2 separate regions of the Homo sapiens genome follow, and region 1 is linked to region 2. Evidence: chromatin loops called from intact Hi-C (ENCODE). Cell type or tissue: heart right ventricle. All regions are shown on one strand. Each heading gives the region's core, and the rest is flanking DNA. Links, peaks and the distances in the headings are about the cores only.

Region 1 (10,723 bases), core at 919-8,918, 54 kb before region 2:
GCACATAGACACCTTCAGTGAACCAGATTGTTCACCAAGCCTGGCAACTCTCTTCAACTAGGCCCTATTGGAAAATGGGTAGGATGCCAGGCAGCCTACAGCTGGGCAGCTCCAACTCTGGCCTCTGTTGCCCAGCAGCCAAAAGGTGGGGCTCTTGTAAGACCTGAGCCCCTCACCCCGTGTCTGGGTCCTGTAGCATTTCGGTCCTTACTTCCTTGCAGTTCTCAGGGTGTGGCAGTTGTCTGTGTGCCTCATTGAGTGGCAGATCTCCTGTGGACCGGGCCCAGGCCTCCTCTCTGGGCCTCTGGCACCTAGCATACAGCCTGGCCCAGCACAGGTGCCCAGTAAATGTTTGTACCATGAACGATACATTGAGCACCTACTGCGTGCCGGGTGCTGTGCCAGGCCCTGGAATAATTAACTTCGGCATGGCACTTTATGATTCACAGAGCTCCTCCCAGTCCCCTTAGGAGTCTGATTGTCTCAGATCAGGTATTTATTTCCCTGTTTTCCAAACAAGGAAACTGAAGCTTAGGAAGAGGAGGGCTGTAGCCTCAGGTCACATCTGTCAGCCAGGGAGGGGCAGAACCAGCCCCAGCCACTGCCCACTCCCTGCTCCCTGGGCAGTGAGCACACCCTGGAGGCTGACAGCTGTTTCTTTCCAACCCCTGCAAGCAAGAGATAGAGCACCCTGGCTGGCAGGGAAGCCAGGCCAACAGAGAATCCGTATCCCAGGAAGCAGGGCTCCTGGGGGCTGCAGTAGGCACCTGGCTCATCCTCAGGGCTCCACCCAGCAGGAGCAGGGGCCTCCTCTTCCACTACCAAGGACCTGGTTGCTGGGGACAATTGTCTGTGTCTGGGGTAAGTCAGAGGCAGGAGAACAAAGAGAACCCTTCCTGCCAATGCCACTCTGACCTTGAAAACCCTGTGGGGTTTCATTTACTCGAAAGAAAAAGGGAAGAGTTGGTTACCAGCTTCAAAGAGGGGCAGACCTCCTGCAGGCGAGCATTGAGGAAACCTTGGCTTTGTGAGTTATTGCTGCCAAATTTCTCCTTTTCAGTTTAACAGAAGTCCTGGGGATCACTGTCCATGGGCTGGGGAGGAATCCGGCCACCTTTTTTAGAAGGCAGGAAGGTGCCAGGATCACTGCTCTTACTTTGGTTGGGCTCTAGGTGGCACAGCTTCTGATGTAAAGATCAAATAACAATAGGGAGATCTGGATGCAGCCTGAAGGCTCACCCCAGTGTCTTGCTGCAGGTGTGCCCAGCTGTGGGACCAGGACCCCAGGAAGGAAGGGCATTGTTCTGTCCCTGCTGTGGGAGTCTCTCAGGGAAGCAGCATAGCACTCAGGAAATCCTGGGCACCGTGAAGGGCTGTGTATTTATTCCTTATTCCACAAACAATAAGCAAGTCCCTGCTGTGTGCCAGGCACTGAGTGGGATCCTGGGAGAAGGATTGATGTGTTGTGGGTCCTGCCATGTCCTGCCTGTTGTGACAGTCCACCACTGTAGTGGCATCTGTGTCCATCTGGAGAGTACATGTTCTGCTAAGGGGGGCAGCAGCCCCTGCACCATGGCACTGGGCATTTGGTGGCAGGCCTTTGGATTTATAAGAGAAGCCAAAAATCTAGAGGTTTTTTTGTGACATTTTAAAATTTCACATCTTTAAATGTTGGCATTTGATTCAAAACTTAAAAATGTCAACACTGTGTGGGCTAAACAAAACATGAATGTTGACCAAATACAGCTCATACTCTTTAGTTAAAGACCTTTATCTTAAAGGTTGGATAAAACCCAGATGGGCAGAGGGCAATAGGCAAGGTCTTCCTGGGGAGGGGGCACCTGGACAGAGGGGTGGTGGTGGGAATCTGCCTGAGCATTTTCAGGGCAGCTGGGAACTGGGAAGTGAGGGGCGGAACTGATGGGGCCCCGCCCAGTCATGGAATCCTTGCATGCCCTGGACGTGCAGATGTGCTGCAGGCCTGACCCAGGCTGCCCTGAGAGCCTCCAGCTGTGTCCATCCCTCCAGTCAGCAGCGTTTACCCAACACCGTCACATAAATGAGGCTTTGGCCAGGCAGGAGCTCAAGGAAGAAGGGTCATGAGTATTTAAGAGAAACCTCCAGGACACACGATCCTCATCTCCAGGAAAGCTATGGAATGGGGGCTGTCGATCTCTCCGTTGTCCATGCATGCATGTGACCTCCCCTGCCATTTGCATTTGCTCTCCTGCAGCTCCTTCAGGTTCTGGGCTGGGCCAGGAGGGCTTTCGCAAGAACACCTAAAAACCCTTGGAAAGGGGCTCTTCCCTTCTCCTCTTCCTGTTCCTCCCCTGCAGGAGTCCTGCATTGTTCAGAGGGTTTGAACGGCTCTGGCCAAAGCCTGTTTGGGTGTCTTCCTGTTCGGGGCCTGCAGTTATGACTCCTCCCTTTTTCTCAGTTTCTCCCCGTCTGCCACTCCCCCCATGATCCATATTTGAGTTTCTTCTAAATGATCACCTGCAGAAATGGTCCTTCAGATTGTCCCAGAGATTTGCCCAGGAAACTTTCATTGAGCCCCTGCTGTATGCAGGGCCTTGGGCCAGAGAGGGGACTGAAACCCAGGGCTCCCACTGACTGGTAGAGTAGACAGCCACACAGACAGCCAGTGGGTTTGAAGAAGAAACTCAAGTGTGGATCATAGGGGGAGTGACAGACAGGGGGAAGAAACAGAAAAAGGGAAGTTATGACTGCAGGCCTACCTGGGAGGCTGAGGCAGGAGTATCCTTTGAGCCCAGGAGTTTGAGTCTAGCCTGGGCAATATAATGAGACTATGTTTCAAAACAAGATAAGTTAAAAAAATTGCAAGTATAGAGTACCAAATTCCAGGCACTATAAAGCAAAAAGTAACAAAACTTCTATGCCACTCCCACCATAGAATCTCTTACTCCACCAAAAGCCACGGTGGACTGTTGGTCGGGGACTTTTTCTGCAGACTTTTTTCTGTGGCCAATGAAATGATCTTATCCACGTCCCTGTGCCTGGAACAGGCCACCCAGCATGCTCCTGCTTCCTTGGCCTGCAGAAGGACTGAGGGAGCCTAGCTGCCATGGCCCAGAGCCCTCTCTCCCAGCACCCACAGCCTTTAGTCCCATAGCTATGGTGCTGGGTGGCCCTCCATGGACGGAGTCTGTGGCTCTGGAAGGAAGAGGGCATGGTCTTTTCCCAGCAGTGCCACACAGACTCAGGCCGTGGGCTGCCTCAGCCAGCAGAGAGGGAGGCAACAAGCAGGCTGGCTGGCTGAGGACTTCGAGAGCACACAGGGCTCCCCCAAGGGATCCTCGGGATTGAGTTATTTCTGTTTTTGCTCACCTGTGCCTGGCCCTGGGGACAGAGACAGGAATCAGCTGCAGTCCCTGCCTCCCTGGAGGAGCTCCCAGTCAGGTGGGAGAGGTGCCTGCCACCCCTGATGAAACTGTCTCTACCTCAGGTTCTCCCTGCTGCTCAGAACAAGGGACAGCCAGGAACCAGGTCCAGGGAGGAGTGTGGTCTGGGCTCAGGGGAGCCCTGGAGGAAGTGGATTGTAAGCTAAGATTGGGAGGAACTCTCCCCACCCTGGTTTCACCTGATGGGTCTTGCAGCACCTCCTGCTCAGTAAGCAAAGAACTGGATGGGAAAGAACTGACATCTGTGCAATGCAGACACTTGGAGCTGTTGTTTCATTTAGAGTACAGTGTTTTCCCCTAGAGGCCCTGTGTGGATGAAGACACAGAGCTGGTTGAGGATTGGGCCCAGGGGGTAGGGCGGAGAGGAGGGTGCATGGTGAAGATTTGTCTACTTAGGCTGGTGAGCCCACTCGGGGTGGAGCACTGGCTTAAGGCACCTTGGCCCTGCCCACTGCTGCTGGGGGACCTTGATCAAGGTACTTCATCATCAGTCAAATGGGGCAGAGAGCCCTGCCCACCTCCCAGGGCTTCTCTGAGAGTCTGCCTGACAGTCTTTCTGCCTTGGGAGCAGCAGAGCCTGGGCCCATGTTGGGGATGATGAGGATGTTGATGGTAACGAGGATAGTGACAGGGACAACATGGGGGATTGTTTACTGAGGATTCCCTCATGCTGGCGCTTGAGGTGACACACCCTCACTGTGTGCTGTGTGCCCTGCCGTCATGGCTCCCCACTGGACCCTGCACCGAGCCCTAGACTTGCTCCCCTTTCAGTCAGTTCTCTGCCCAGGACTCACTTGTTATGACTCAGGTTCCTTCCTGTGGACCCTGAATGGGGAGCACCTGACTACCTTTCCAGTTGCACTTCCCCCACCCCTCCCCGTTCCCTGCCCCACGAGTGCTCCAGCATACATCTTTGTCCTTGTTCCCTCTTCTTCTCTTCCTGGAACATTCTTTGTTCAGATACCTGTGTGGCTTGCTGCCCCACTTCATTCAAGTGTGAATCCAACCACCCGGTCAAACACAGCCCCCTCCCATCCTCTAGCCAGGACCTGGCTCTGCATTTGTCTCTAGCTGTTGAGTTCACCTGATGTTGTTACATACTTCGTGTACTTTTCCCACACTCTAGACTGTACGCCACATGCAAGTAGAACATTTATGTCTTGTACCCTGATGTGTCTCTGGCACCTAGAATCGGGCCTGACAGAAAGTTGGTGAATGAACAAACAAACATTTAATTGTACCCCATAATGTGGACACATTGCTGTCTACATTTTACAGATGGGGAAACTAGACTCAAAGAAGAGGTGGATTGACTAGCCCAATGTCATACAGCTGCAGCGGGACAGAACCAGGATTTTAGCCCAGTGTCTGTGGCCTCTGAGCCCTGTCTCAGCCAGTAGACACTCCCACCTCCCCAGAATCTAGGATGGACAGGAATGGGAGGGGGCCCAAAAAGGTGGGTAGGATTTTACCCTGGGGATTGAGGGGTGAGGCCAAGGAGGGGGTGAACCATGAGGGTCTGAGAGGGCCAGGGGCAGGTCGGGGACTTCAGTGAGGGTCAGGACAGGGAACCCTTGCAAGACAGTCTCTGAGGAGAGCACCCCCGGCACCAGCCACTCCCAAAGACCAGCCGCCTCCAGGCTTCTTGTGCTGGCTTTGGTTCCTGGCACGATTTCTGTTTCCCAGAGGAGCTCAGGCCTGGCCCGGCTTCCCAGGGTGGAGAAACACATGGTGAGTGAGTGTGTGTGCGCGCGTGTGTATGTGTGTGTGTGTCCAGCCTTGCTGTTTGCGTTGTCGTCACGTCTTCTTAATCAGCCTATTTCTGGGAGCGATGACTTCATCTCCTGTGATTCTCGACACAGCCATTGTCAGGCGTCCATGGAAAGATTGGGCCTGGCAGTGTCCATATTCCCCTAACGAGCCAGGTTGGGAGAGCCAATTGGCGGGCCCTGGTCTGACCTGGCTCGGGGGCTTATGGTCAGGTCTATCTCCAAGAGACTCCACTGCCCAGGGTCACCCTTAGATTTGGCCTCTTTGACCCTGGGGTACCCAGTGCAGCAAATTCCAGCCATTGTTTCCTGTGTGCTTCCTCTGTGTACGCTCTGCTGTGGGCAGGGGGTAGGGGACAGTCACGCCAATCTCTGCCCTCAAGGGCTCCTGCTGTCTGACAATGCAGATGAGTCAACAGACCTCACCTTAGAGGGTCTGTGCGTGAACAGAGAAGGGAGTGAGGACTCTACCAGCGCTCAAGGAAGGCTCCACTGAGTTGGTGGTTGGGCCACAGGGTGAAGGTGAAGGTTCCCTTGAGGGAGGGAAAGGGCTTTTGGGCATGCCAGGTAGTTGGGTATCACTGGGCACGGGGCGGCTATGTGTTGGGCCTGGAGAGTGCAAGGAATAGAGGGGAAGGTAGCAGGAAGGCAGCAGGGTATGGACTTGATCCTGAAAGTAGCTGGGAAGGATTTTAAGAAGAGATGGGACCTAGATAGATCAGCGATTTTAGAAGCAAGTCCTTGGCTGTGTGTAAGGGTAGGTGTGGAAAGGTGTGACACTGGGAAATATATACAGTATTTGGTTTCTTGGCACACGACTCCTGAAATCCTTAGATTCTTTAAAGTGATGTCTACTTATTTGCTAATGAGTTGACTGATGGCTGGCAGCCCCTAGGTGGCTTCAGAAAGGGGTCACAGAAAAGACCAAGGCAGGATTAGAGGGTTAGAACTTTCAGCCCACCCCACAGCCCCTGGGGCAGGGAGAGAGGCTGAAGGTTAAGTTAGTCGCCAATGGCTAGTGCTTTAATCAATCATGCCTATGAAATGAAGCTTTTATAAAAACCCAAAAGGACAAAGCTTGGGGAGCTTTCAGATAGCTGAATGCTTGGAGGTTCCTGGAGGGTTCCTAGGGAGGGCATGGAAGCTCCACGCCCCTGCCCACATACCTCTCCCTATGCATCTTTTCATTGGTATCCCTTTATAATAAACTGGCAAACAGAAGTAAATATTTCCCTGAGTTCTGTGAGCTGTTGCAGCAAATTAATCAAACCCAAAGAGGGGTTTATGGGAAACCCAGTTGATAGCCAGTCGGTGGGAAGCACTGGTAAACCAACACGGGGCTTGCAATTGGCATCTGAAGGATGGGGGGATAGTCTTGGGGACTGAGCCCTCAACCTGTGGATCTGATGCTATCTCCAGGTAGATAATGTCAAAATGGAACAAAATTAGAAGACATCTGGGCTGGTGTCTGCTGCCCAACTAATCGCCTGCTTGGTGTGTGGGGACAACCCCTCCCGCCCCCACCACATCTGGTGTTGGAAGTATTCTGCTTTGTGAGAGTATAAAAGGAAAGGGGAGAAACTGAGTTGGGTTTTTTCTACAGAAGGTGTCTGGGACAGGGAGGAAGAAGCTGGCGACTGAGGGCTCAGCCCTGTATTCCCCTTTATCTTCAAGGGGAAGGGTCTCTTTCCCCACCCTACTCCCTCATACTGTACTTCAGGAACTGGTGCCAAGGCCAGCTGAGCTCAGCCAACTGCCAGGAGCTCAGTTCCCCACCCTGGAATGCTGGTGGGCTGGGGATGGGAGGTGGAGAGGAGTAGGGATGTGGGGTGGTCTCTCAAAAATATTGTGCTGGACTTACTGCAGGCTTATGTATAGCTTTGCCTGGAGGCAGGGGGACAGTTGAATGAGTGCCAGCAGGATAAAGCACTCTGAGGGGTGATACCTTGTGTCCTGCTCTTGGCCTGGACACTCGTTACCCCCTCACCTCCATTCCCCATCTGGAGATCCCTCAAGCCCCACCTTGAAGCAGAGACACTGATGTAACAGTTCAGGCTCCTGAGCTGCACTGCCCGCGGTGAAGCTGCTTCCCAGCGTTGTGGCCTCTAGCAGGTGACTTGCTCTGTAGTGAGTTTTAGTTTCCCTCTCTGTCAAATGGGGACAAAAAGTGTAACCATTTCCTAAGATACTTGTGAGGATTAACATATGTTTTAAGAGGGAGGCTTAGCAGAGTGCCTACACATAGAGGCGCCAGCGTGCCTTAGCATGGCAGTGGGGGTGTGGCAAGGGTGAGGGCAACTGTCTTCACCATAATTGCCAAGGCTCCCTTAGGATTCAAAAAGCCAGGGATCAGAGGAGTGAGGAGGTGTGATGGGAAGGCCCAACAGGAGAGCCTGTTTGGCGGAGCAAGAAAGAGACTGGGCCCTCCTCTCCACCACTCTGTGACCTCATCTCTCTGAGCCTCAATTTCTTGGCCCAAAGAAATGGTGAGAAAAGGAATGTTGGGGGCCCCCACTGCAGGGGCAGGTGAGGAGCTAATGTATCTGTTAACACTTGTGTATTTCCTTTTCCCTCAAAGCCGAGAATCAGCTGCTTGCCTCTCTCTTGGGCAGGCATCCAGCAGGGAAATGCTTTGAAGGAAGCCTTCCCAAGCTGAGGGTAGCCAGGCTCTCCCACCTCCATCTCCTTCTCCCACACAGGGCTGTCTGCCTTCTCCCTTGTCCCTGAGCCACCACCCATCATCCTTTGCATGCCTTCATTGTTCCAGCTGCTCAGTGTTGTCTTTTTTTGTAAGAAAACAGTCCAGTTCAGCAAACATTTCATAAGCACCTGTTGTCTGCCTGGGTCTTTTTTGGGCTCAGGGCATACAGGGGATGGTTAAAGTACCAACCCAGCTATTATAGGGGAGAATATTATGGAATTGTTTTGAAAGATCTGAATGCAAAAGCAGCGATCCCAGGGCAGGAGGCCCTGGGTTCTAGGCCCTTGTTCTCCTTTCTTCCCTTGGGACCTTGGGCAACTCATGGTACTTCTCTGAATCTCAGTTTCTTCAACTCAAAACCCAGGTCAGTCTGTTGATGCCCCTGGTTCTAAGAGGCATCCTGTGATCAGTTTTGGAGTAACACCCTGTGGGCTCATCAGTTAGAGAGGTCTGTGGGAACTGCAGTTTCAGGCCATAGTGAGAACAGCAGACCCCAGAGGGAGGAGTCTGATCCAAGTTTGAGTCCCGTTCCACTGCAGCTTTTGCTAGTTGCGTGAATTTGGGCCCGTTCCTTAACTCAAAGACTGGGTTTTCTCAGATGTAAGGTAGGCATTGTGATATGCCTGCCAATAGGGAACTCACGGGTCTTATTAATGCTACTGAGATCCTGTTCTCAGATACAGGGCCTGCTCCATGCCAAGAATACATACCCAACCCTCCAGAGCTCCTTGTATCAGAGAGGGGCATTAGTGCCCAACTTAAGAGGAGCCAGTGAGGGTGGGGAGGCCTGCAGCTGGCCCAGGAGCTCTAGAATGACTGCAGGTGGGCTGGGCAGGGGCTTCTTGATTTCAACATGCACTAGTGTGGAATTCTATCTAGCTTTATGAAGAAAATGTTTGCTAATGTTATTAATAGTGTAAATGAGATTTGGGGAGGGGGGGACAGCCAGGGGAAGGGGTTATTTAAACACACTTCAAAGAACACCCTTCTCCAGTATTTAAGCAGCATCATTTGCATATGTAATAATTGTGCTAATTATAGGTGGCCTCATCTGTTAACGACAAGTTTGCCTGGTTGAGTTACATTATTGTAATCACCCAATCATAATTCTCTGGCATGCTTTTCACTAAAGATAACAACAACAATAGTAATAATGCCTGTCATTTTTTAGTCTTTTGCTCTGTGCCAGGCTTCCTCCCAGGTACTTGACAGTCATCAGCTCATTTAATCTTCACAACACCTCTGTGTCCCAAAGATTCTTATCTCCTGTGTACAGAGGATGAAACTGAAGTGCAGAGAGGTTAGGTAACCTCCCTGGGCTCACACAGCCAAGAGCCAAGGGGGAAATGCCAGCTCACAGGCTCTTTCCACTGGCTAGCACTACTTCTCTGGGGACACTTGACATGTGTTCTCACCCTTTATCTCTAAGCCTTCTCTTTCTCATTTGCTCCTCTCAGAAACCCCCATTTTACCGAAGAGGAAGCTGAGACCCTAGGAGAGAATTTGGGGCTGGGCAGGAGGTGAGCCCAGGTCCCCTTAACTTTATGACAAAACCAGCCCCAGCATACCCACCTGCCTTCCTGCAGTAAGGGATGGAGGGCAGCAGCTCCTCCATGTTCTCCTCTGAAGTCTTGAAGGAGTCCAGCCTTGAGGAGGAGGGTGCTCCTTACCTCTGCTATCAAGCGGGGTAGGCCTGGCCTCTCCATCAAAGAAATTATAAGTAAACAGGTGGGAGGACTCTAGCACACCATTAATTGCTTTACATAGGTTGTCATTAAATCAGAGATAGTATATGGATGGCTGGTGGCCAGATGTAGCCCACAAACAGGTCTCATTTGGCCCGATGGGGTGGAAAGTTTTTGTTTTGTTTGTTTGTTTAAAATCATTCACCAACACTAGAACATTTACCTTAAACATTCACCTGAAAATCTAGGTTTCTGGCTTCTATTTTAAGACAGATGTGGCTTCAGTGGGCCTATATTCCTATAGGGCAAATAATTGGTTTCTTCAGTTCACCTCAGACTCCTTTTCTCCCTGGAAGGCTCCTCCCAGCAACCTTGGGAGGTGTGTGGGTGTGTGTGGGGTTATAGTGTTCCCATTCTGCAGATAAGGAGCCTGGGGCCCAGAGGGGACCAGCTGGGCCACTCCACAAAGCTGTTGGTAAGGTCAGGACTTGAACCTCCATCCTCATCTCCACGCTTTGTGGTTCTCACTCCACCTCGCTGCCTCCCAGCCATGTCCAACCCCCACTGGCCGCCAAGGAAAGAAAGAAACTTTTCACAGGCCTAATGACTCAAAAATAAGCAACAGTAAGCCTGAAGAACTGTTCCTATCTCCCTCCTCTCCCTTTCCACCCTTCCCGAGGCCAGAAGGGACATGGGAAACCTATTCATTTAAACTCAATTATTTTCTCGAAGACAGAACAGAACTGAATTGGGTCAACGGCTATATTTGCTGTGCTCAGCTGTTTTCCTGCAACAGCATCACCCGCCGGGTCTGTTGCTGGGCCCTGCACTGCCAGGCTCACCAATTATAGCTCCATATTGGTAGCCATTCCTTGGGAAGCTTGGCTCAGGAAGAGAGGAGTCAGTGAATAGAACCTATCACCCTCTCCTTTTTCGCCCAGCAGGCTGCAGGGGCAGGGTCCCTGGGCCAGTGTGGGTCCAGGCTCCGTAACTGTGTGGTCAGCACCTCCAGGGACCTAGGCTTCAGGTATTAGACATTTAATGTCCAACACCTATCTGTAGGGGAGGTGCATCTGCAGCAGAGTTTCTGCAGATGAGGAAACTAAGGCTTAGAGAAATGAAGTGCTTGTGGGAGAAGCAGACCTT
Region 2 (10,723 bases), core at 5-8,004:
TTGAGCTTCCTGAGGACCTGGGGGTTGAGGGCTGAGGGTGCCCAAGTGACATATAGAAGCCCCCCTGAGGGAACTTGGTACCTGAGGAGGCAGAGGCATGGGTCCCCAGGATGGCTGGGAGAGCCACCCCAGCCTGGCCCCCAAGGCTTGTGCCTGCCCACGGCCTGGCTCTTCACCCCTCTGGTCTCCACCAGGGCCTGGGAAAGAAACAGCAGTTACCAGCTTGGGGGGTGGGGTCAGGCTGCCATTGAGATGTTTTCTTCCCCACCCCCGGGAAAAGAATCTACTCTAAAAATGAAACTCTCACTCTGCCACACACTCTGCCATCTGCTGGGGCAAGGGGATGCTTCGTTGGTCTCCCAAGCCTTCCAGCTGTGGCAGCTGCTCTGGATCTGGGGGTAGTTTTTGTCTCCTACTGCCAGCTGCAGTCCATGTAGACGGAGGAACCAGCGCAGGCCCCAGAACGGCAGGCGCTTCTCCACTCCCCTCTGGATGCTCTCGCCCCGCTGGGCCCCAGGAAAGCCTGTGGCAACCTCTCGAGCAAGGGTATTGGGGTCAGAATGGCAGAACTCCTTCTCCCCGGCCTCAGGCGAGGCCCGTCTCCATGCTGCATCCTGCCACCGCCACCATCCCCGGTCCGCTACATCCACCTGCTTTCACCATAGTTACATGAAGGGGACCGGGGGACAGGGAACACAGTGCTCCCAGAGCCAGAGTTTGGCTGGGGAGTGAGGAGGACTGGCCTCACTCCAGGCTTTTTGCATCCCTGTGTCCTCATGGCGTCTGGCCCCTCTCGATCCCGGCGTTGGCCTTTCCTCGCTCAGCGCAGAGCACCTGACTCCTCTCTGCAGCCACGCCGCTTCCCAGCCTCGTCCACATCCCTGCTCCTCCCTGATGGTTGGGGTCTGTGCTGGACTGAGGCAGATCCAGAGCCTGGACCACCTGCCTTTCAGTTCTCTCTCTCTCCATTTCCTCATGCCACTGCCACCCCCTGGCTTTAGATTCAAACAGAGGCTGGGAAGCTGGGATCTTACCCTGCTAGTCAGTCGCTCTTCATGTGACATGGTCACCTTGTCTGGGCCTCAGTTTCCCCTCCTGCAGAGCTCCCACCTCTCAGGGTGCTGTCACATGTCCTTCATGTATCCAAGGGTTTTTTAACCTTTGTCATATAAAAGTTCAAAGCCCTAGTTACACCCTCAGTCCTGGGACTTGGGTCTAAGTCTTCATCCCCGCTGTAGCCATACAGGTCAGGCTGGGAGTTTGGAGTGGAGGCCCCACGGTGGGGCACAGGCACGCGTCTGGCTGCAGCCCCCACCAGCTGGGCTCCTTGGGCATCTCCTTGCTATGTGAAGTGGGCGGGTCACAGCCACTGGGGCCTTTCAAGTGGGGCTCCCTCCTACCCTTCCTCCCACTCGGGCTGACGAAGCTGTGCTCTCTGTGTCCTGGGTGCTGTGCCCGTGGACGCTGCCCTCCTGGTAGGACCTGGCGGTGCTGCAGGACAAGCTGCGAATCTCCACCAAGAAGCTGGAGGAGTATGAGACCCTGTTCAAGTGCCAGGAGGAGACGACGCAGAAGCTGGTGCTGGAGTACCAGGCACGGCTGGAGGAGGGCGAGGAGCGGCTGCGGCGGCAGCAGGAGGACAAGGACATCCAGATGAAGGGCATCATCAGCAGGTGGGGCCCACACCTGCCTGGCCTGGCCACAGGCACAGGCAGGGCAGCCATCGCTGCCTTCGAGGAGGCCCCTGGTCGGGGAGCCTCCTCAAAGGATAAGCTGAATGTGGAGAGAGGAGGGAAGAGAGTGTCTGGGCAGTGGGAGCAGCGTGAGCACAGGCCTGGAGGCAGGAGGTGGCCTGGAGGGTGGGCAGCCCATGCAGAATACAAAGCTGGGGATGAGGCTGGACCAATGACAGCTGGCTCCCGACGGGCCTGAGCCTCTACAAGGAGCCATACCATCTTAGTAAGCACTCTCAGGGGCGCTGAGAAGCTGGATTGGGGGGTGCCAGGAAAGACAGGGAGGACCCCAATACAGGGTAAGAAAAGTGGGAATGAGTCTCAGTTACGTATAGTAGATGAAGGTGGAAGACACAGCGTAGCCCCCAGATTCCTACCAAGAGTGTCTGGGTGTGGGCGTATCAGGGTACCAGTTACTGAGCTGGGAACTGTTAAGAGGAGTGGTTTGAGTGGGGAGGGAGAGGGGGATGGTGCCAGTCTGATATCCTGAGTTTTAAGGGGCCTGGGTTATCTGGGAAAGGGCTTCAGAGGAACAGCGGGTTTTAATGCTGACTCTCATCTTTTTGAAGGCTTATGTCAGGCCCCATGTTGGTGCCTCCATCTCTGTCTCTGGCTCTGCCTATGGGTAGGGCATCCCTACCTTGGTGTCAGGCAGGGAGTACAATCAACCCCAGGGTCCCAGTCGTGGAGTTTACTTCCTTCTCAGTAATACCAGGCACGGGAGGAGAGACAGTGTGTCTTGTTTGAATTGGCCTGGTCTAAGACCCCATCAGCTGGACAGACCAAGCAGGTGTGCAAGAGCCAGGAAGGCCTCTGCTCCATGTTTTGTCTATGACATAAGCCCTTCCCAGATTCCTCCTATTTAGACCACCTGTTTCTCTGTTCCTGACTGTTGTTTGCTCCATTTACTTGTAGTTTGGTTCATTATGAAATAGTTAACATGAGTGAAACCAGGGTGGCTAGAAACCTGCTGTTCACTTGTTCTCCAGCTCTGCTCTTGGCTCACCTTGTGTGTGTTTCCAAGAATGGAAATGCTTTTCAATTTAACTGCCTTCTCTACATTGTGTGTATTCTCTGATATTTGCATGTTCTGAATTCAGAGACTTGCTTAACACGTTCGTTTCTACTAACCAATCCTGGAATATTTCCTCCTTAATGTAAATGTCAGTTAGGTAGATAGTGTTCAAGTATTCCATATCCTTACTGGCTTTTCTATTTCTCCCTTCATTCCAACTGGTTTTTGCTTTATGTACACTGAAACTATTCTTAGGTGCATATACATTTAGGCTGTTTATGTACTATTGTTGAATTAATTCCAACTGGTTTTTGCTTTATGTACACTGAAACTATTCTTAGGTGCATATACATTTAGGCTGTTTATGTACTATTGTTGAATTAACCTCTTTGTCATTATAAAATCACTTTCTTTATCCCTTGAAATATTCTTTGCTCTGAAATCTGCCTTGTCTGCTATTAATGTAGCCACCCCAACTTCCTTTTGATTCGTGTTGGTATGGTATAGCTTTTTTTATCCTCCTGCTTTTAACTCATTGTCTTGGTCCATTCAGGCTGCTATAACAAGGTACCTTAGACTGGGTAATTTATAAACAACAGAATATGTATTGCCCTCAGTTCTGAAGTCTAACATCAAAATGCCAGCAGATTCAGGGTATAGTGACTCTCTGCTTCATATTATAGTGCACCGTTGCTGTGTTCTCACATTGTAGGGGGTGTGAGCAAGCTCCCTTGGGCTTCTTGTATAATATAAAAGCACTAATTCCATTTTTGAAGGCAAAGCCCATAGGATGTAATCACCTCTCAAAACCCCTACCTATTAAGATAATCAATCACCTTGGGGGTTAGGTGTCAACATATGAATTTAGAAGGTGACACAAACATTCAGAGCATAGCACCCATCTATATATATGAAGTGGGTTTATTTTACGGGCACCATACTATTGGGTCTTGCTTTCGTCTAAATGGTTCTGCCTTTTTATTGGAGTGTTTTGACCATTTACATTTAATGTAATTATTGATATATTTAAATCTGTTGCCTTGTTTCCTATTTGTACCATCTGTTCTTTTTTTCCTGCCTTCTTTTGGACTGAGTATTTTTTTATGATTCCATTTTCTCTCCTATTGACTTATTAGCTTTATCTCTTTGTTGCTCTAGGGCAGGGATTGGCAAACTTTCTACAAAGGAGCAGATCAAAAGTATTTTAGGCTTTGTAGGCCATATGGTCTCTATTGCAACTGTTCAGCTCTGCTGTTACAGCAGAACTATTTGTGTGAGATGGCTATTTACAAAAACAGGCAATGGTCCAGATTTGGCCCTCACCCTGAGGCTGTAATGACAGGGAGTCTGTCATTGTCTTTGTTCCTCTGTACTTTATGTATCTGTTTTCCCTGGCTATTTATAAGATACTTTTTTTTTAAATCACTGGTTGTCAGTAGTTGGATTGTGATGTTCATTGGTGTGGTTTTCTTCTAATTTCTTGGGTCTTGGATTTGTATGTCTGCAGTCCCACCTCCCCCCATTTCTTTCTCTGGGATTCCTAGCACACGTGCATTAGGCTGACTCATTTTGTCCCGTATCTCACTGATGCTCTGTTATCTTCTTTCTTCATTTTTTTTCTGTTTCTTCTCTTTGATAGTTTCTATGACTATGTCTTCAAGTTTGCTAATTATTTCTTCTTCTGTGTGTAACCTGCTATTAATCTGATCCAGTATTTTTTCACAGCAGATAATTATATTTTTCACCTCTTAGAATTTCATTTTGCTTTAAATTCCATCAGTTTTAATTCTCATTGTGCTTTTACTTCTGTTTTCTGAAACATGTAGAATATATTTATAATACCTTGTTGTTTTCATGTCCTTGTCTAATTCTATCATCTGTGACATCTGAGTCTGTTTTTACTGATTTATTTTCCGCCTGCTTATGAGTTTTCCTACTTCTCTCTGTATACTTGGTAATTTTTGGTTGGATGCCAGGCATTGTGAATCTCACAGTGAGGTGCTGAATGTTTTTGTGTTCCTTTAAATCCTTTCTGGGGGCTTTATTCTGGGAGACAGTGAGGTTACTTGGAATCTGTTCAATCCTCTCAGGGTTTCCTTTTAAGTTTTGTTAGGCTGCGTCCTGCAGAGCCTTTAGTCTTGGCCTAACGTGGCCCTGCTCTGAGGGGGTTTCCTTCCCCGGGTCCTCTGTGATTCCCAGTGTTGGTGCGTCACTGCACTCTCACTGGTACAACATGAACTGCTTCTGCGATTGTTTCGTGTTCTCCTTTCTGACGGTTCTTGCCTAGCCTGGTAATTTTCTCATCTGCATGCGGATATTATTCAGTCAGAGACACAAGGGGAACCCCCACTCGGGAGCTATGTGGAGTTTCTCTCTGCCTCTTGCTCCTCTCTGGCTTCTGCCCTGCAAATCCCACACCTCTTGACCTTCCTGACCTGCCTGTCTCCTCAACTCAGTGAGGCTGCTGACTCCGCCTTCCCTCTGCTTCCAGGCCGTTCACTGGGCTCTCCTTGTTGGTTTCTGTTCTCCTAGAAATTATTGTACTGCATTGCCTGTATTGTGTCCATTTTTCTGGTTTGTTTGTTTGGTTGGTTTTTAATAAAGAGATGGGGTCTCGCCATGTTACCCAGGCTGGTCTTGAACTCCTAGTCTCAAGTGATCCTCCCTCCCTGGCCTCCCAAAGTGCTGAGATTATAGGCGTGAGCCAATGTGCCCGGCCCTATTTGTTTTTAAGACAAGAGAGTAAATACAATCTCCTTCCAATCTAATTTTCCTTAATAAAACAAATACCCTCCTGCCACCCCACCCCCAGCACAAGCTTTCCTCAGAGTGATACCTTCCTGTACTGGGGAACCTGCCCCGGAGGGTCCCCCCCGCCACCACCGCTCCTCCCAGTTAGTGCTCCCTGAACTGCTGCCCTGCTGCCCCCATTACAGTCCCGTGCAGAACCGGCCCCGGCACAGTGGCTCCCTGTGTGTCTTCTGTGAGTGGGCTAAGTGCTTGCCCAGTGTGCGGTGGCTGCTCTAGGCTGGAGGAATCAAGAGGGCAGGGATGGAGAGAAGCCTTGGGAGTGGAGGGCTCATCTAAGAGTGTGTGGAGCAAGGAGAAGGGAGGCTGAGGCCAAAGCCCTGTGGACCCCCATGTCCAGAGGCAGACAGGACAAGGCATCTAGGAGACAGGCAGACCCAGAGAGTGTGGGGTCTCAAAGCCAAAGGAGAGTGGGAAGGTGGGAGTGCCCAGCAGTGAGAGTGTCTCAGGAACCAGCCAGGTGGGGCCAGGAGGGCTCCCAGGCAGGGAGCAGCAGGACGGAGCCGGCCTCCTGCCCACTGAGCTTCCGCGGGTGGTATGTCCCCCAGCTACTGCTCATTGTTCTGCCTGCACACCTGTCCTTCAGATGTCTCCTACTGATGTGCGACCTCCCAGCCCACCCTCCAGGGAACGTCACTGCTTCCTGCTCTTTGTTCCAGGGACCTGAGCTTTCCACTAGCGCAGCTGCTCCGTGCAGGGTGTAGTTAGTTACTCGTGCCTCCTGCCTTGTGAACTCCTTGAGGGAAAGGACTAGAGTTCATTCATCTTGGCACCTCGCGTACAACTTTGTGAAGATGGCGGGGGCAGGGTGGAAAAAGTTCTAGAGCCTTTCAGGGCCTTCGTCTTTCCACCACCTGCCTAGCTCTAGGGGTTTGAAGATCTAATGCCCATTTCCACCCATCTTGGCTCCTGGAAGAACATCGGGAAAGGGGCAGCCCGGGGGCCTCTGGGGCTTTAGGAGCAGCGAGTGTGGGATGTGGAGGTGAGGAAGGAGGCCCAGCAGTGTCAGTTGCTGGGAGTCGGCTGGAGGGCCTCTGCCCCAGGCAAGTATGGGAGGCAAGTCTCTGACCCAAGGAGGGGCTCTCCTAGTGTGTCCCTGCTGTGTGCGGGGGTGATGGGCTTGTTCTCACACCCTCCCCACCTCTGCTGCCTCCAGGGCCAGTCTGACTGTCTCTGTCTCTGGCTATAGGTTGATGTCCGTGGAGGAAGAACTGAAGAAGGACCACGCAGAGATGCAAGCGGCTGTGGACTCCAAACAGAAGATCATTGATGCCCAGGTGGGGGCTCCGGCCCTTTGGTCAGCCACAAGAGTTAAAGGGCCTGGGATTAGGAGGGGTGACTAGCCTCTCCATCCTCAGTCATACCTCACTGCAGACACTGAGGGGAATAAGAAACCAGAATCTGCCCTGAGAAGTCAGACCTGTGGTCTTAGTGGGCCACAAGCTCACTAGGACAGGCTGTGAAAGGAGAGAGGCAGCTCCTCCCCTGCCAGGGCTCTTGGCGGGCATTGTCTTTCACCAGGACTGCTGACCAAAGAGTGGAAGCCACCAGGAGGGCAGTGGGGGTAGGAGTGAAGGCAGGCTGGTCAGAGGGAGCAGTGGGGCTCTCGTTCACAACTATGGCATCCGGGCTGCATTGAGGGGAGACGTGAAAGGCTCTGTGGCCCCAGCCTCCTTTACTCAGGGCTGCACCGCTTTCCTTTCACTCACCCAGGAGTAGGCTGGGCCTTGCTCAGGCTGTAAACTGCACAGACCAGGAGCTGTGACCTCTGGTGTGTCATGCACACACATGTGAGCAAGGGTGCCTGCCCTAGGGGCCGCAGGCAGCCCATAGACAGCACTAGAGCTGCTGCATTTGGGCTGATAAGCAGGCAGCGAGGCTGTGTCCATGATGCTGCAGAGGCCTCTGCCTACCTTCTCTTGCCAGCTGCTCACAGCCCGGAGCCTGCCTGCCACCCTCATCTCCAGGCCACCCCCTTCCCCGATGCTTGTCGTAGGTATACACAGCCCTAAGGAGCCTGTCCCATGACCCCCGCTCACATCCCCATTGTCCACAGGAGAAGCGCATTGCCTCGTTGGATGCCGCCAATGCCCGCCTCATGAGTGCCCTGACCCAGCTGAAAGAGAGGTACAGCATGCAAGCCCGTAACGGCATCTCCCCCACCAACCCCACCAAATTGCAGATTACTGAGAACGGCGAGTTCAGAAACAGCAGCAATTGTTAACCTGCCTGAGGAGGGAGGAAGCTACCCAAGGAGAGGGGGACTATGGTGGCCAAGGGCAGGGTCTCGGCCTGGGGAGGCACCCACGGTTGCAGCCCCAGCGCGGGTGTCAGGAGGCCGAGCCTCCCCTCCCTGCCGCTGTCCAGGAGGCGGCCGCAGAGGGAGCCACCAGAGACTGAAGCAGCGTGAGGCGAGGTCACCAGCCGCTCCCTGTGGGGTGCGGGCAGAAGAGACTGCACGCTGGGGAGTGGGGACAGCCTGATGGGGCAGGGGGCCTGCCAAAAATATGTCTGTTGGTTCCTGAATGTGGTGTGTCCTTGTCCTCCTGGATCTGGCCGAGTGCATGTGTCCCCCCACACCTGTGCCAGGGAGGGGGCTTCCTGGAGGGGGGATTCAAGGGCTAGGGGCCTACACCTGTGGCTTCCCCTCGCCTCCTTGGGGGGCCCGGGACTCCCTGGCAGCCAGGCCCTGTCATGTGGGACCTGGCACTTGGCAGATCAGTTGGCAGGCAGGAAGATAGGAGGACACAGAGCAGGAGGTCAGTGTCCCCTGCCTGTCTCCATCCGAAGCACCTGCCACTGCATGCAGCCTGTTGGGACCTTCCTGGCTGTGAGGAACTGAGGATTCCTACCCACCCACCCCCTCTGAACCTGTCCCCAGAGCACCACCTGCTACCTTCTTCCCTGCCTTAGTTGTATTGCCAGATAGACCCAGTGAGGGCCATGGCTTTTTCTTGTGAGCTCTTGTCCCTGTGGGGAGGACCCACAGCTTCCCACACCTCCCACACAGGCCCAGGCTGATGCTCTAGGGCTCCCAGAAGCCAGAGATCTGGGCGGATCTGGCCAGATGGCTCTGAGCACTGTATCTGCCTTCTCCTGGGGCCCAGCACACCCAGGGCACAGTGGTCCTGTAGGGAGTGCCACCTGGTGCTCACCCTGAAAGAAAAGGTGATCCTTCCTCTGAGTGATGGTTTAAAAAAAGATTCTAACGCCTGCAGGCCCTGAGAAGGTGGATAACTGTGATTTTTTTTCCTTTCACAGTATGCATTAGAAACAAAAGCCCGCTTGCTCGCTTGCTGGAACACAGGGGCCTTTTAAGTTGAGCGTGCGCACTGCATGGGAAATAGCGGCCCTGGAGGATGTTAGACTTGCTCCCTCTCCAAGACAGCAGCAGCCTGCACCTGCCCCGTGTGTGTGGCCGGCCTCCTCCTCACCCTTCCCGGCCCCCGGCCAAGGACCCAGGCGCTGCATACAGGGGAGGGGCGCACCCCACAGCTGGGGCCGGTTTTCCTCAGCTCTAGGCTGTTCTGTAGCTTATCTGCCCCTCCCCCACTTTCAAGACAGATGAGCAGGAGCTTGGGTCTCTCTCGGCCCCTGTCTGTTCCCAGCCCCTGCAGATTCTGAGCAAAGGCCCTGGGTAAGAAGGGTGGGAGTGGGGCCTTTGCCAGCAGAGCCAGGGCAGGGCGAGCTGCAGGAATCACCCCTCTGCCCCTGCAGCTGGAATGTGCCACAGAGGCCCCACCTGAAGGGTGGATGTGCTGGAGGGGTGGCCCAGAGCCATACTGCGTCCACCCTGAGCTCGGGGACAGGTGACAGTGGCTGCTCTGGGAAGGGGCTTTTAGATGTAACCTACAATTCAGTTAGGCTAGAGACAGATGCTGGTGGAGGAAGGGCTGGGCCACCAGGGATCACAGACCACAGGAAGATGGGAGGTGGAAGCAGAGGCCCTGCCCCCACCCCTTCCTGTCTCACTCTTCTGTCTTGTCCCCACCCATGCGCCTTCGTGCCTGAGACCAGGGTGGCCACACAGGCAGGGCCTGGCTCCAGTCTCATCCTCCCATTGCCCAGTGAGCCCTGCTCTTCTCTCCCCAGCCCCCTCCCACCGCTGCCTCGTAGAGTGACCTCGGACAGAGCCCCCCTAGCAATACAGGGAGGCTCCCGGGGCCTGGACAGGCGGGCTCGGAGGCTACCCGCTGTGGCCGGTGCCAGCTGCCCTTGCAGGGTGGGTGAGCTCTCAGGCCGAGAGCCTTATTTACCTAGTGCAAAAACTGTAAAAGTGTACAGACTCTTCACAGATTTTTATCTTAATTGCAAGTCTGCCGATTTTGTAAATGTTCTTGGTGTTTGACTGTAATGTAACTATCTCACCTAATGGTTGTACATATCCTTTGGTCCTGGTGCTGCCGAGGGCTGGCCGGGACTGCTGCTCTCCCAAGGGTTTTATTTTATTTCTGAATCTAGAGAACAGTATTGGGCAGGAGGAAAAGGCTTGGTGTCTGCGGGGGGTGTCTTCCCTGCCTGTGGCATTTGTGTGTTGGCTTTGCAGCTGCTGTCTGAGTAGTGGCCACTGGGGTGCCTTCACTGGGCCAGTCAACGGGGGGCTCCTGCCCAGGCCACAGAGAACCTGAGTTCCCGGGAGCTGGGCCCTGCCTGCAGCCAGGGCTGGGGTTGCCAGAGGCCCTGGAGGGAAGGACAGTCCCTGCTGGGGAAGAACAGCCCCGGGGCCCCCTGGTCACCGAGACTCAGCCTCTGCTGGAGAAAGCCACGCCCTCCCTGCTAGCACAGAGGCCTGACTGACTTTTTTGCTTAACTTCCATGTTCTGGGTGATGGAAACTGCCAAACCTCCTGTCAGTGAGGACTCTTTCCGACTGCCCAGAAAGTGGGGGTGGAGGACCGAGGCTACAGCTCCACACGCCCCGGTCCCCCAGAGCATCTGCCCCAGGTACACCTCCCCCTGCGCCCCGCACGACTGCGGGAGCCAGACTGTCCAGGGAAACAGCCTCTCTCTTTTCTACACACTCAGCCACAAAGCCCCCCAGCTCCCACACCGCGTCCCAGCTCCCCTCTTTTGTAAGTATGTGAAAAGGAAAAAATGCAAACGTTGGAGTTTGGGCTGGAGCTCCTCCCTCCAGCTGCGACTTTTAACTATGTAATAATGTACAGAGG

Evidence for each region. Hi-C counts contacts between places; a loop is a spot of excess contacts. Peaks named below come from ENCODE experiments on the same cell type or tissue, not always from the same donor. Only the 100,000 strongest peaks of a DNase experiment are listed, where the experiment ranks them.
Region 1: it touches region 2 in a loop (11-fold over the local background); 6 of 110 quality-filtered maps call a loop at or near these places.

What each region holds. Positions count from the first base shown.
Region 1 is chr9:121,719,994-121,730,716 of GRCh38, forward strand. The region is part of intron 3 of DAB2IP (DAB2 interacting protein); the gene reads left to right. Among named protein-coding and RNA genes, the nearest start is that of DAB2IP, 74 kb to the left of the region's middle. RefSeq lists an enhancer at 200-727. In heart right ventricle, for the core only: no CTCF peak of the experiment used is centred there; DNase peaks (open chromatin) are centred at 1,967 and 5,178; H3K27ac peaks cover 8,000 bases.
Region 2 is chr9:121,774,719-121,785,441 of GRCh38, forward strand. It overlaps DAB2IP (DAB2 interacting protein), which reads left to right. Exons shown (of 16, transcript NM_001395010.1): 14 at 1,480-1,673; 15 at 6,746-6,833; 16 at 7,613-10,723. The coding sequence ends at 7,780. Among named protein-coding and RNA genes, the nearest start is that of DAB2IP, 130 kb to the left of the region's middle. RefSeq lists an enhancer at 6,877-7,866. In heart right ventricle, for the core only: no CTCF peak of the experiment used is centred there; a DNase peak (open chromatin) is centred at 4,956; H3K27ac peaks cover 3,275 bases.